3 separate regions of the Homo sapiens genome follow, and regions 2 and 3 are each linked to region 1. Evidence: chromatin contacts called from ENCODE Hi-C data. All regions are on one chromosome and are shown on one strand. Each heading gives the region's core, a stretch centred on a gene start or an enhancer-like site at or near the end of the contact. The rest is flanking DNA. Distances are from core to core; before and after follow the strand shown. Region 1 holds the start of ST7L (suppression of tumorigenicity 7 like). Region 2 holds the start of LINC01765 (long intergenic non-protein coding RNA 1765). Region 3 holds the start of SIKE1 (suppressor of IKBKE 1).

Region 1 (4,365 bases), core at 536-3,035:
ATCCTGGAGCAGATTTTTCACTTCAAATAATTATCTCATAAGTACTGTGGGTTTTAGAAAGAAAATAAAAATCTGGCCAGGTAGGATGGCTCACTCCCATAATCTCAGAGTTTTGGGAGGCCAAGGCAGGAGGATCACTGGTAGCCAGAAGTTCAAGACCAGCCTGGGCAAATAAAATAGACCCAGTCTCTACGCAAAATTTAAAACTCAGCCAGTCGTGGTGGTGCACGCCTGCAGTCCCAGCTACTTGGGAGGCTGAGGCCAGAGGATCGCTTAAGCAGAAGAGTTCAAGGCTGCAGTGATCTTGCCACTACACTTCAGCCTGGGTGACAAAGGGAGACTCTGTCTGTCTTTCTCTCTCTCACACACACACACACACACACACACACACACACACACACGAAACGTAAAAAAGAAAAATCTATAGTAATCAACTATTCTCATCTAAATGTTGCATATGGTTAACGTAGAAAAATAAATGACAAGTCAATCAGTAACACTGTGCATAGAAACCACCGTTAAGCACTTCATTCACCTGTTACAGAGATGCCAAATTAGCTCTTCAGTTTAGCTTATTTTAGAGTGCTAGTTATATTTGAACTTGATACCTATCCTCCAAAAAAACCAAAATATTTCCGAACATTAACTCACAGTCTTTCATGTCATCTCTGAACAGGAAAGGGGACATTTGCTGCCTTTTGCTTCAGAAAAATCAACCACCATACTGAATCATGTAATGGAAATACTTATATCTTGTTCTGAGGTTGCTGCTCAGATCTTGAGTGAAATATAATCACATGGTAAGGGGACCTGGGCCCTAAACACTTCATCCTGTCTACAGCTAAAGAATAGTACAGTATATGAGAATCCATCAGGATCATCACTTCTTACATGTGTTCGTATTGTCAGCACAGAATACGTAGCAAGTGTTCTACAGACGTCGAAAGAACTAGCAAACCCACTGTTGTTTGTGGCGCTCTCACTTCCTGTACTATTTTATTACTCAAGATAAGCCTAAAAGAACAGACAAAACTATCACGAAAACGATTTCTTAACAGAACTATTTTAAAACAAGAGAATCCTCAATTAAAATCATGCCATTTTCTTTCTCTGAAATCTTTAAATTACAGATGTGCTCATCTTTGTTGCCTGGATATGAGTTCTTTCAGCTGGGCAGCGGGAGACTCAAAGTAGTGACTTTTAAGGGATCCTACCAGAGGTGGGGGAGCCAATATAAATTACGTATCCTAATCTGAGACACTCTTCTGTCCTAATACCTGAAGCTTATAGCTTGTCAGGTGGCTTTTCCATGGAAAAACGAGGACATAAGAGAGAGGGCGGACCTTAAGAGTTCTACGGAGGAGCCGGTAACGGCAGCAGGCTTGTCAATCAACTGCAAGGTTGCAGCCCAAAAGAAAAAGAACTCACTTGATCGCTCATCATCGACTCCTCAGAGGCCCTCTAGGACTACCGAGAATCTCTTGCCCTTTGGCTCTTGCCCCCGACATCTCTCCTGGCCCCCCGCCCTGCCCCAGGAGGTCTGGTCCTCTCACCCGCTGCCAAATTCTCACACAGCCTCAAAGGGATCCTCAGGGCGTAAAGCAGCCCCAGCCCCGCCACGAACCACAACGAGGCCCCAGTCCCCGCCAGCCCGGCCCGCAGTCGCTCCCTCCAGCCTAGCGTCGGGTTTAGGCCAGGGACAGATGCAGGAGACGCTCCAACAGCTGCGGCTTCACCCACGCCGCCACGGTCCGCCATCTTGCCGCTATCGCAGGCGCCAGGAGCTGGGAGGGGAGAAGGACAGGAAACCGGGAGTCGGGAATCCTGGGATAGTGGCGGACCTGAAGTTGGCCTCTGTGAAGGCTGAGTCCTGGGGAACCGGGACCGAGAAGATTTCGAAGGTGGAGGAGCGTGTCTCAAGATTGGGGCTACCTGTTCTTTCGTGGGGCAGGGAAGGGGCGGACAGCAGCGCCTATTCTGGAGGAACTGGACTGAGATGTGACCCCGAAGTGTTACCGCTTCCAAACGAAATGAGGGTCACCTTTCACACCGCCCCCCCCCCGGGGTTGGAAAAGCCACCGATCGTTCCAGCTGCCGAGCAGCTCTTAAAGCTTTGGATTCGGCTGTCGTGGAGATAACGGGCACCAGAAAAACTTGTAGGAGTAGCAACAGCTATTTGGTCGGATGGAGGCCAGAAGCCAAGAATAATCGAAACACGCTGCCAGCGCCCATTAGATGGATGGGAAATGAGTGTAACTCATTGGGAAAGATATTAGACTTCAAATCACCTAAGGCAAACCCTACTTCCTGGGGCGCGGGCGCGGGCGCTGGCGTTAGGAGACGTCACTCCCGCGCATAACTGACATGGGGCCCTCTTGGTCGGCGTTTCCGGGCGGGTCCTTCCGACGGCCGCCGCGGTGATTCCATCACTCGGCTTTCTTCCCGGCCTGCCTCGCGCCCGTAGCCGGGCTGGGCCAGAACAGCCCAAGATGGCCGACTTCGATGATCGTGTGTCGGATGAGGAGAAGGTAAGGGGTCCGCCTCTCTCTCTTACCTCCTCCCCCGACAGGGAACTGGGGCCCGGCCCGGCTGCGTTGGGAGCCTAGCAGTGTCCCCAGGAAAAAGAAGCTTCTTGGTCCATGCTGACATACGCTCTCCGCAGTCGGGACGCTTCCCTCTTAGGGGGCTTTCCTCTGCCTCACGGTGGCCCCAGTTCCTCGTTCCTCGACTCTCCTTTTCTCTCAGGCCTGAGGCACAGCCCAGGGGCCTCCCTGCAAGGGAACAGACGTTTCCTTTATTGGATCGTGACTGTGGACTTTTTTCTGTAATTTTGCGAGAGGGTGGTGGTTATGTTGCGACATATCAAAAAGCAGTTATTTTACCGCCTTTAGCAGTTGGGGCTCACCCCATCCCCCCATTTGTAGATATAATTGGGGTTAGTTTAGGGCGAGTCACTTCCTGGTCAGGATGGCCTCTTAACTTCCCTTTTGCTCCTCCTTCCTCAGGAAGTGATTTTGCTGTCACGACTCTTCGACAAGGAGAGGTCCCAAATGTTGTCCATCTCCCTACACATGCACTACTTTTCTCCTGTACTGTCGCCTGTCTGATTCGCTATAATAAATCTGTGAGCCTCAGGGCATTTGCTTCAGAATTTGAACACCAGTCTTTCCCTATAGACACATCCCTTTTAACGATAATTTTTGAAAATTTTGTTTCTTGTTAACAAATCTAGAATAGCTGATGGATTTTCTTAACCTCCAGAAAGGTTTTCTGTAACACATAATAAACCTTATGTTAACACGTTCAAGACTGAACAAAGCATCCTGCCTTCTTTGATGCTCCACTGTGGAGTCTTTGATCAGTTGAATTTGTCAGTGTGCATTTTGTATGCTCATTTCTTGAAAAGGGTCTTAAATACAAGAGCACATTCTAAGGTGGAATAACTTTTCTTCTGACAGTTGCACAGTTTCATAACAGTTTGTCAGGCTTTTCAGTAAGTACATGGTTTTAGGGCACGTAGAACTTAGAATGACCTCACAAGGCAACTTATTGGACAAGAATTATGACATTTGTCTCCCACTGTGGCTATTAGAAAATGTGTCCCCTTGAGTGCTCTGTAAATCTACCTGGGTGTTTTTTTCAATAAGAAGTTGGGATGGGAAGGGGACTGTTATGATCCATAAGTCCTCTGTACGGAATAACTTGATATATGTAGATATGGCATGCCATTTTGAAATGTTTAACAAGCCATTGACAACAGCGTTAGATTTTCTCTTATTTGGAAACTGATCTTCATACATGTTTAAGATTTAGGACAAAAACATTTATGTATAAGCCTATGCTGGAAATCGATCTATAATAAATTGTTCTAAGGCAAATAGTTACTATTCAAATAAAATTAAGCAAAAATCCTGTTACAATACAACTAAACAATTTTTTTTTTTTTTTGAGACGGAGTCTCGCTCGGCTCACTGCAACTTCCGCCTCCCTGGTTCAAATTATTCTCCTGCCTCAGCTTCCCGAGTAGCTGGGATTACAGGCACCCGCCACCAAGTCCAGCTAATTTTTGTATTTCTTGTAGAGAGTGGGTTTCGTCTTGTTGCCCAGGCCGGTCTCAAACTCTTGGGCTCAAACGATCCATCCGTCTTCGCCACTTAAAGTGCTGGGATTACAGGCGTAAGCCACCGCGGCCGGCCAAAATTTCACAAATAATTTAAATAATAAACTTTTAAGTTTATTGTGCCTACCTGATACACATTGACCAGTGTTGTTGGATTTTTGTCTTTGATACCAGGTTAGAATGCCTTTAATTAAACTTGGGAAAATATATATTTTAAAATGCCAATTAAGATGCCTTTAGATACT
Region 2 (4,365 bases), core at 1,866-4,365, 2.5 Mb after region 1:
TTGAAGAATCACCACATTGCCTTCCATGATGGTTGAACTAATTTACACTCCCACCGACAGTATATAAATGTTCTTTTTTCTCTGCAACCTTGCCAGCATGTGTTATTTTTTGACTTCTTAATAATAACCATTCTGACTGGTGTGAGATGGTATGTCATTGTGGTTTTGATTTGCACTTCTCTCATGATCAGTGATGTTAAGTATTTTTTCATATGCTTGTCGGCTGCATGTATGTCTTCTTTTGAAAACTGTCTGTTCGTGTCCTTTACTCACTTTTTAATGGGGTTGTTTGTTTTTTTCTTGTAAATTTGTTTAACTTCTTTATAGATGCTGGATATGAGACCTTTGTCAGACACATAGATTGCAAACATTTTCTCCCACTCTGTAGGTATTGAAACTGGGTATTGAAGGAACATACCTCCAAATAATAAGAGCCATCCATGACAAACCCACAGCCAAAATCATACTGAATGGGAAAAAGCTGGAAGCATTCCTGTTGAAAACCGGCACAAGACAAGGATGCCTTCTCTCACCACTTCTATTCAACATAATATTGGAAGGCCTGGCCAGAGCAATCAGGCAAGAGGAAAAAAATAAAGGGCATCTAGATAGGAACAGAGGAAGTCAAACTATTCCTGTTTGCAGACAACATTATCCTATATATACAAAATCCCATTGTCTCAGCCCAAAAGCTCCTTAAGCTGATAAACAACTTCAGCCAAGTGTCAGGATACAAAATCAATATGCAGAAATCACTAACTTTTCTTTTCTTTATTATTATTATTTTTTAGATGGAGTCTTGCTCTGTCACCCAGGCTGGAGTGCAATGGCACGACCTCGGCTCACTGCAAACTCCACCTCCCAGATTCAAGCAATTCTCCTCCCTCAGGCTCCCAAGCAGCTGGGATTACAGGCACGCGCCACCACGCATGGCTAATTTTTTTTTTTTGTATTTTTAGTAGAGATGGGGTTTCACCATGTTGGTCAGGCTGCTCTCAAACTCCTGACCTCATGATCCACCCGCCTTGGCTTCCCAAAGTGCTGAGACTACAGGCATAAGCCACCACACCCGGGCAAAAATCACTAACTTTTCTATAAACTGACAACAGTCAAGCCGAGAGCCAAATCAGAAATGCAATCCTGTTCACAATTGCCACACACAAAAAATAAAATACCTAGGAATACAGCTAACAAAGGAGGTGAAAGAGCTCTACAAGGAGAACTATAAAACACTGCTCAAAGAAAGCAGAGATGACACAAACAAATAGAAAACTTTCCATGTTCATGGACGGGAAGAGTCAACATTGTTAAAATGGCCATACTGCCCAAAACAATTTATAGATTCAATGCTATTCCTATTAAACTACCATTGACATTCTCCACAGGACTATGAAAATTATTTTAAAATTCATATGGAACCAAAAAAGAGCCCAAATAGTCAAGACAGCCCTAACCAAAAATAACTAAGCTGGAGGCATCACATTACCGGACTTCCAACTATACTATAGGGCTACAGTAACCAAAACAGCACAGTATTGGTACAACAGTAGACACATAGACAAATGGAACAGAATAGAGAATAGAGGCTGCACACCTGCAACTATCTGATCTTTGACAAACCTGACAAAAACAAGCAATAGGGAAAAGACTCCCTATTCAATAAATGGTGCTGGGAGAACTGGCTAGCCATATGCAGAAGATTAAAACTGGACCCCTTCCTTACAACATACACAAAAATCAACTCAAGATGGATTAAATACTTAAATGTAAAACCCCAAAGTATAGAAACCCTGGAAGACAACCTAGGCAATACCATTCTGAACAATTGCTCTTTCAAGAGGCTTAGTTGTGAGTGGTGCAGCAAGATGAGTGGAAGCAAGCTTCTTTTCTTTTTCCTTTTCTTCCTTCCTTTCTTAATGGGGAAGATTTAAATGTGTTCATAGTCCTGGGGGAAGGTGCCTGGGGAGAGAGAGGTTGAAGGAGAAGAAAAGCGAGAGCAGTGTTTCTGCAGAAATAGAATGGGACTGAGAACCAGACACTGATGGGGGCTTGCATTTGGAAACAAGGAAAATAAGCAAGGGTGGAGTTGTAGTACCATTTTGTATTATATGTCTCATAACCCTAGTATCTGAACTCTCTGTGATCAGACTTTGCTGCCTGTGGACTTTTCTACGTATTGATTTTAGTGTCTTGTTCCTTGTGTATTATGTGATTTTTTTAAAGCTGTAAACTGCTTACTTTCCTTGGAAATTTGTGGGAATTCTTTGAGTCCTTAGTTGAGATTTTATTCCTCCAGAGAGGATTTTCTTTGCCTTCTGCAAATCATCTCAAGGCAGTACCATAGTGTTAATTCAGACAACAAATCCATTTGAAGGCTGGCTTGTGGTGACAAGGTCTCAGGGGAGATTTTCCCCACTCCAACACCAAGTCCAAAACGTATACATTTCTTTGTCGTCTTTTGCATGATGGGTTTATTTCTTGTCTACTCTTCCCTTGAGGGTGTATCCTTTGGGAGGAGGTACCAGGTTTGGGTGAGGTCTCCTAATACACTGTCTATATTAATGGCATTTTAGGCTTTACTTCACAAACCCCAAGCGGTTGCAGCTGTCGAAACCGAAACCCAGGGCAAAAGGTGGCTTTGGTGCCTGCTTACTTCGAGTTCTTGCTTTCACTTCATTTTGGCCTTTGTAGATTCTCTTCCTTTTGTGCTAGCTCAACGATGTGGTTTTATTTTTACATTCTTACATATTTTATCCAGGGTCTTAGTTTCAGTCGAGAAGGTAGTTCAGGATATCAAATCTGCCCTACTGCTAGAAAAGGAAGCCCGGTGTGCCTGCTATCGTAACTTTGGTTTTGATAAGCAAACACGAGCAGTTTTTGACTGCTGGGTTTACAGCATAGGAACCCTGTTGCTATGCAGCTGTTGTTGGAAAATAGTCTGTGGGCTCAGAGTTTCTAAACCAACCGTCTATTGGATGCCCAGAGAAGGAAGGAAAGCGAGGGCCCTGGCTTGCTGATTACAAACCATCTCCATGGTCACAGGTTGCTGGGTGCTCCTTTTACGATGTTTTCCCAGCAGCATGCAGGCAGCAGTAGCTTCCTTTGATCATTTTTCAGTTTCTGTTATTTGCTAGTGAGAGAAAGTTTATACCTGCTTGTGGGGACATGAGTGAAGAAAGAGAGGGGACTTTGAAACAAGAGAAGAGAGCAAACTCAAAAGGTAACTGTTTGTTTTCATAGGACCCTATGGGAACAACTAGCCCATTTTTGTTTTCACTCGTGCAGCCAGTTGGGGGAAGGAGAGGAACATAACTCATCCAGGTCTGAGGTCTAAGTCTGAATATTTATTGTGCCTCACAGATGATCCCCATTTGAATCATCCAAATTAGGAAAGAGTTTAAAAAATTACTGAGTAATAGTCTGGCAGAATTTTAATGTGACTTCTCTTGTTGACTTTAAGGTTTAACAGAGGCCCCAAAGGCTGAGAGCAAAATTGTAGGTACTTAAGTACCTTTACATTCTAAAGCAAGGTGCAAGATTGTCTATATTAGTCAGACATTATATATTCATATAAGAGATTTATTATAAGGAGTTGGCTCATGTGATTATGGAGGCTGACAGTCCTGAGGTCTGCAGTCAGCAAGCTGGAGACCCAGGAGAGCTAATAGTGGGGTTCTAGTCTGAATGCTGTCAGACTCCAGACCCAAGGAGAGCTGATGTTTCAGTTCAAGTCCAAAAACAGGAAAAGATCTATGTCCCAGGTCAAGCACTCAGGAAGGAGTTCCTTTTTACTTGCAAAAGGGTCAACCCTTTTGTCCTATTCAGGCCTTCAGCTGAGCAGATGAGAGCTGCCCTTTAAGAATGGTAATCTATTTTACTTGGTCTACCAATTTACACCCTCACAGGCATACCCAGAATAATGTTTGACCAAATATTTGGGGCCCCCCTGGCCTAGTCAAGTTGACATGTAAAATTAACCATCACAGAGAACAAAAGAAATGTAAAACAGGTAGACTAAATTGAAAACATACAATGAGATGGTAAATTTATACCTAAATATATCAGTAACTTCTGTTGAAAATAATCAAGAAAAAGAGAGATTGCACAAATAACCAATGTCAGGAAAAAAAAAAGATTAATAACTCCAGATCTGCAGAGATTTAGATAATAATAGGATAATATAAACAACTGCAAATAAATTTGAAAGGTAGGTAAAATGGACTGATTCCTTTGAAAAGTAACATCAGAATGCACTCAATGAAAATTAGAAGTTTGAATAGCCTTGTAAGCATTAAAAAATTGTATATGATCTTTTCACAAAAACAAAAAAGTCCAGCCCAGATTGTCCTTCAGTGGTGTGTTCTG
Region 3 (4,365 bases), core at 1,163-3,662, 2.2 Mb after region 1:
GTCTCCCAAATTAGCAAAGAACAGAAACTATGCCATGTTTGTTTTTTTAAAAAACCATACTTCTCTCCCCTAACAACATAGTATGATACTATGTGGTTCAGTTTATAAAAGGTTTACTGACTGCCTGCTGTATGTCAGGTACTATGTTAGGAATAAAATGTGAATTCATGCGCCTTACAAGCAAGGAGCTTAAGTTAAATGTATAAGTAATAACCAACCAAGTGTTTACCAGGCAGCTTCAACACTAACTGGCATTATGTTTGGTGGGAGCGCTAAGAATTAATGAACATTTTCAAAAGAGATCTTGGTGAGGGAGGGGGAACCTTAGTCCCACTCAAATAAAAGGATCTGAGCAGCCCCTATCCTCCTTCTTTCTATTCATATCTTTACAAAGCCATGGCAAAATAAACAACAAATGTGATAAACATGAAAGGAAAATGAGCTTACTTTTCTTCAAAAACAAGCACACATGGCCAGGCGCAGTGGTTCATGCCTATAATCCCAGCACTTTGGAAGGCTAACGTGGGTGGATCGCTTGAGCCCAGGAGTTTCAGACCAGCCTGGGCAACATGGCGAAATGTCATCTCTACCAAAAAACAAACAAACAAACAAACAAACAAACAACCCCACAAAAATTAACAGGGCGTGGTGGTGTGCACCTGTAGTCCCAGCTGCTCCGGAGGCAGAGGTGAGACGATGGCTTGAGCCCAGGAGGCAGAGGTTGCAGTGAGCCGAGATCGTGCCATTACACCACGGCCTGGTCGACAAGAGCCAGACCCTATCTCACAAAGCAAAAAAACAAGCACACAATCTAAAACAATCTCAAGATTTCAATTTGGTTCATTTCGAATTTATTCAAAGTTTCTTACTGCAGAGTGAGACTGGTGAGCTTTCAGGACTGGTTCAGCATCCACCGCTTTTTTAGCAACCATTAACTGTAACATCTGTTTCCGATATTTGCTCATGATAAGTTCCAAAGCATCCTGGTGTTCCTCCAAGGAAATCCATAGCTCTGTCAAAAAATAAAAGAACTTGGCAGTGATGTCTGAGAGACAGTTCCCAAATCCAAAGTCTTAACAGTTGGAATTTTGTAACACTATATAGATAATATGAATCTAAAGTTGTAAATCAATGTTTAAGTCCGCAAAACTGAACAGTTAAAGTCTATGTGAAAGGTAACTTTCTAGGCAGAGAAGCAAAGTCTTGCAGAAACAACAATGGATGTATCATCAGAAGACATGTGTTTGAGTTCAGTTCTGTAACTTGCTTGGTTAATACTCATAAGTAAATCATTTAGCTTCTTCTGAGCCTATTTCTTAACTGCATTGTGGTAGATAAAAATGAAGATATGAGAATACAGTAGAATGATATATGTGAAACCCCTCTGGTAAACAACTATTAATACCACAATCATTAATAATGTACTAATCAAGCCTAAGAATATATACCCTTAGAATAAAATTCTGCTGCTTCACCTTGCACAAACAAGAACATAAACAAAACCTTAAATCTTACCTTCAGTGTTTATATTAATACTTAAACATTAAATTTTAAGTCCATGAGGCTATGAACTCTTTTGTTACACATCTGAGGATGCTTAAAAATAAACCATGCAATAATACCAACTCTACACAGCACCTCTTTGGTAAGCTGCTGCAATATTAGTCAGATGACCTTGAAAAGGGTAATCTAACAAACTTTATTGTTACTGGGCCAGATCAGGAGGACTCTCCTACTAAAAGTACTGACCTGGAAATATATGTACACTTTTGTAAATGTTTAGGGCAATTTTGCAATAACTTTAAACTATTACCAGATATGAAAAGGCCTGACTAACCTCTGTTTTCCTGTTGCAAGTCTCTAATCTGTGTGTTCTCTTGGGACAGCAGAATGTGAGGTTTGTATTTGGACATGTCCTTCATATCGGATGCATCCTCTTGATACTGGACAAATAGAGACAGACTAAGCATGCCTTAAAGAGAACAGCGGCAGATGCAACTGAAGAGGCAGAAGTTAGGGCTCCAGGGCAGGATTCTCAGCCCCGACCCAGGAAAATGGTCTCACCGCCGCCCTCTGAGACCGGGAATAAATTCCAGGCCGAGTTCCCACTTTACCTCGCTCTCCACCCTTCAGTGCCCAGAATCCGAGAGCACTGGACTCCTACCCTCTGCCTGACCTGGTCCGGAAGCGCTGTCCCCGCCTCCCGCATAGCTGCTACCCGCCGGTGCAGCGCCGCCGACTGATCCACCAGCGACTCGGCGGCCGCATCGTGCTCCCGTAGCCTCTCCAGCAGCGTCTTGGCGTCTGTCAGGATCTTCTCGATGGTGCAGCTCATAGCAGCAGCACCACCCCAGCCCCTGCCGGGCTCAGCTACGCGACTCGCTCAGATCTTCTGGGAGTCTGTCTCAGCATTACAGGCGTCATTTCCGGGCACGTTTACAAGGTGTCTTGGTAGGCGCAATGGGCGCCTGCGCAGTGGCAGCCTATTTTGCGGGTTGACCCGCTTTAACCTGCGGCTTCCTTGCAGTCCTTCCTTGCGCGGAGCCCCAGACCTACACTTGCCACGCCGTTGGTTTCCAGTTACCACAGCCTGGTGGTCAGGCTATGATTAGCTGGGCAGTGGGAAGGTCTCCTTTCCCTACTGGTTTTCATTGATGTGGGTTGTTCTTCAGTCACAGTTAGTTTCTTTTTATTTTCATTATTTTTTTCTTTTTTGAGACGGAATCTTGCTCTTGTCCAGGCTGGAGTGCAGTGGCGCGATCTTGGCTCATTGCAACCTCTGCCTCCAGGGTTCAAGCGATTCTCCTGCCTCAGCCTCTCGAGTAGCTGGGATTACAGGCATGCGCCACCACGCCGGCTGATTTTTCTATTTTTAGTAGAAACGGGGTTTCACATGTTGGCCAGGCCGGTTTCGAACTCCTGACCTCAAGTGATCCGCCCGCCTCGGCCTCCCAAAGTGCTGGGATTACAGGTGTGAGCCCCCGCGCCTGGCCTACTTTCATTTAATTTTTTTTAAATTGTGGCAAAATACACATAAAATTTAATATCTCAGCCATTTATAAGTGTACAGTTCAGTTGTACATTCATATTGTTATACAGCCACCATCAGCATCCATCTCTAGAACTCTTTCATCTTGCAGTACTGAAGTTCTGTACTCATTAAACAATAATTCCTCATTCTTCCTTATCCCCAGCTCCTGGCAGCCACCATTCTACTTTGTGTCTCTACAAATCTGACTATTCTGGGTACCTGACATGAGTGAAATCATACAGCATTTGTATTTATATAACTGCCTTATTTCACTTAGTGTAATGTCCACGAGTTTCATCCATATAGTAGCATATGTTAGAATTTCCTTCCTTTTTAAGGCTGAATAATATATATATACCACGTTTTGTTTATCCATTCATCCGTGGATGGACAGTTGGGTTGCTTCCACCTTTTGCTATTGTCAATAATGCTGCTATTGCAACTGGCTCACGTCTGGCTGCTTGCTGCCTAGAGGCCAAAAACATGAGAAGTGACCTGTGGTGAAAGCTTTACTAATCAAATGCTCGCAGATGGGGAATGGCTAGGCTCATGCCTTCAAAACAGCATTCCACTTTTTTTTTTTTTTTGGTCAAGGTATCCCAGAGACAGTATCAGTGTCCAAACTTTAATTTTGTCCCATATCAATGCCAGGGTGGTGTGCTACCTGCCCTGAGTCCATCATGTCCCTCCTGCGGCCAACTGACTTAGAGTCAAAAGAGTTACAGCCAATTAAACGTTCTAGGTCAGATGGGAAGGAGGTGGGCAGGCACTCATTAACCTTAAAACCCCTCTTAAGCAATGTTAAGAGGCAAAAACCAAAAGGCAAGGGTTACAAAATTGACTTATCTATAAATTCTATGCATTGAGCTGCTGTAATCTTGGCTTGTTGCAATTAGCTATACAAAATGCAAGCATTTTGTTTAGCTGTTTTGGCATCTGTGTCATCCTTGATTTGTAGGGTCTGAACTAATTTTAGCTCTCAATACTGGCCCTTACAACATTACGTTATAGTCTCTAGGCATGGCGGGATTGAAGAGTTTCAACTTTTGTAGGTAAAACAAAACAGAAAGAATTAACAACATTTCAAACACAAAGGTCATAAACCCTGCCTAGTTTTGAGAATAACAGGAAAAGAAGTTCATAGGTAGCTAAACACTTAAATTATTTAGTATCAAGGCACAGAATAAATTATATTAATTCAGATAGAGGCAGAATTGTTAAATGAATCTTAATATTTTTGAACACAAGACTGTCCCTGTGTCTCATGAAAGCAGTTTACTTTGTCGCCTTTGCCTGAGTCTAACGATGAGGCTTTGGTTAATTGCAGTTTAGTG

What was found. Hi-C counts contacts between places; a loop is a spot of excess contacts on that map. Pooled maps may share reads with other maps.
Region 2: a map of CD8-positive, alpha-beta T cell shows a loop between it and region 1 (18-fold over the local background). The contact joins the promoter of LINC01765 here to the promoter of ST7L in region 1. A Hi-C loop is called at or near these places in 2 of 168 maps with a recorded cell type or tissue (CD8-positive, alpha-beta T cell and naive thymus-derived CD4-positive, alpha-beta T cell) and 6 of 50 pooled maps.
Region 3: a pooled map shows a loop between it and region 1 (10-fold over the local background). The contact joins the promoter of SIKE1 here to the promoter of ST7L in region 1. A Hi-C loop is called at or near these places in 4 of 50 pooled maps.

What each region holds. Positions count from the first base shown.
Region 1 is chr1:112,617,356-112,621,720 of GRCh38, forward strand. ST7L (suppression of tumorigenicity 7 like) reads right to left here and starts at 1,786. Exons shown (of 15, transcript NM_017744.5): 1 at 1,554-1,786. The coding sequence starts at 1,758. It overlaps CAPZA1 (capping actin protein of muscle Z-line subunit alpha 1), which reads left to right and starts at 2,477. Exons shown (of 10, transcript NM_006135.3): 1 at 2,477-2,528. The coding sequence starts at 2,490. RefSeq lists enhancers at 1,750-1,849, 1,958-3,157, 2,310-2,759.
Region 2 is chr1:115,096,532-115,100,896 of GRCh38, forward strand. LINC01765 (long intergenic non-protein coding RNA 1765) reads left to right here and starts at 3,116. Exons shown (of 2, transcript XR_947722.3): 1 at 3,116-3,220. RefSeq lists an enhancer at 3,167-3,226.
Region 3 is chr1:114,778,273-114,782,637 of GRCh38, forward strand. SIKE1 (suppressor of IKBKE 1) reads right to left here and starts at 2,413. Exons shown (of 5, transcript NM_025073.3): 1 at 2,177-2,413; 2 at 1,838-1,943; 3 at 870-1,012. The coding sequence starts at 2,335. RefSeq lists enhancers at 1,599-2,165, 2,166-2,731, 2,196-2,435, 2,676-2,795.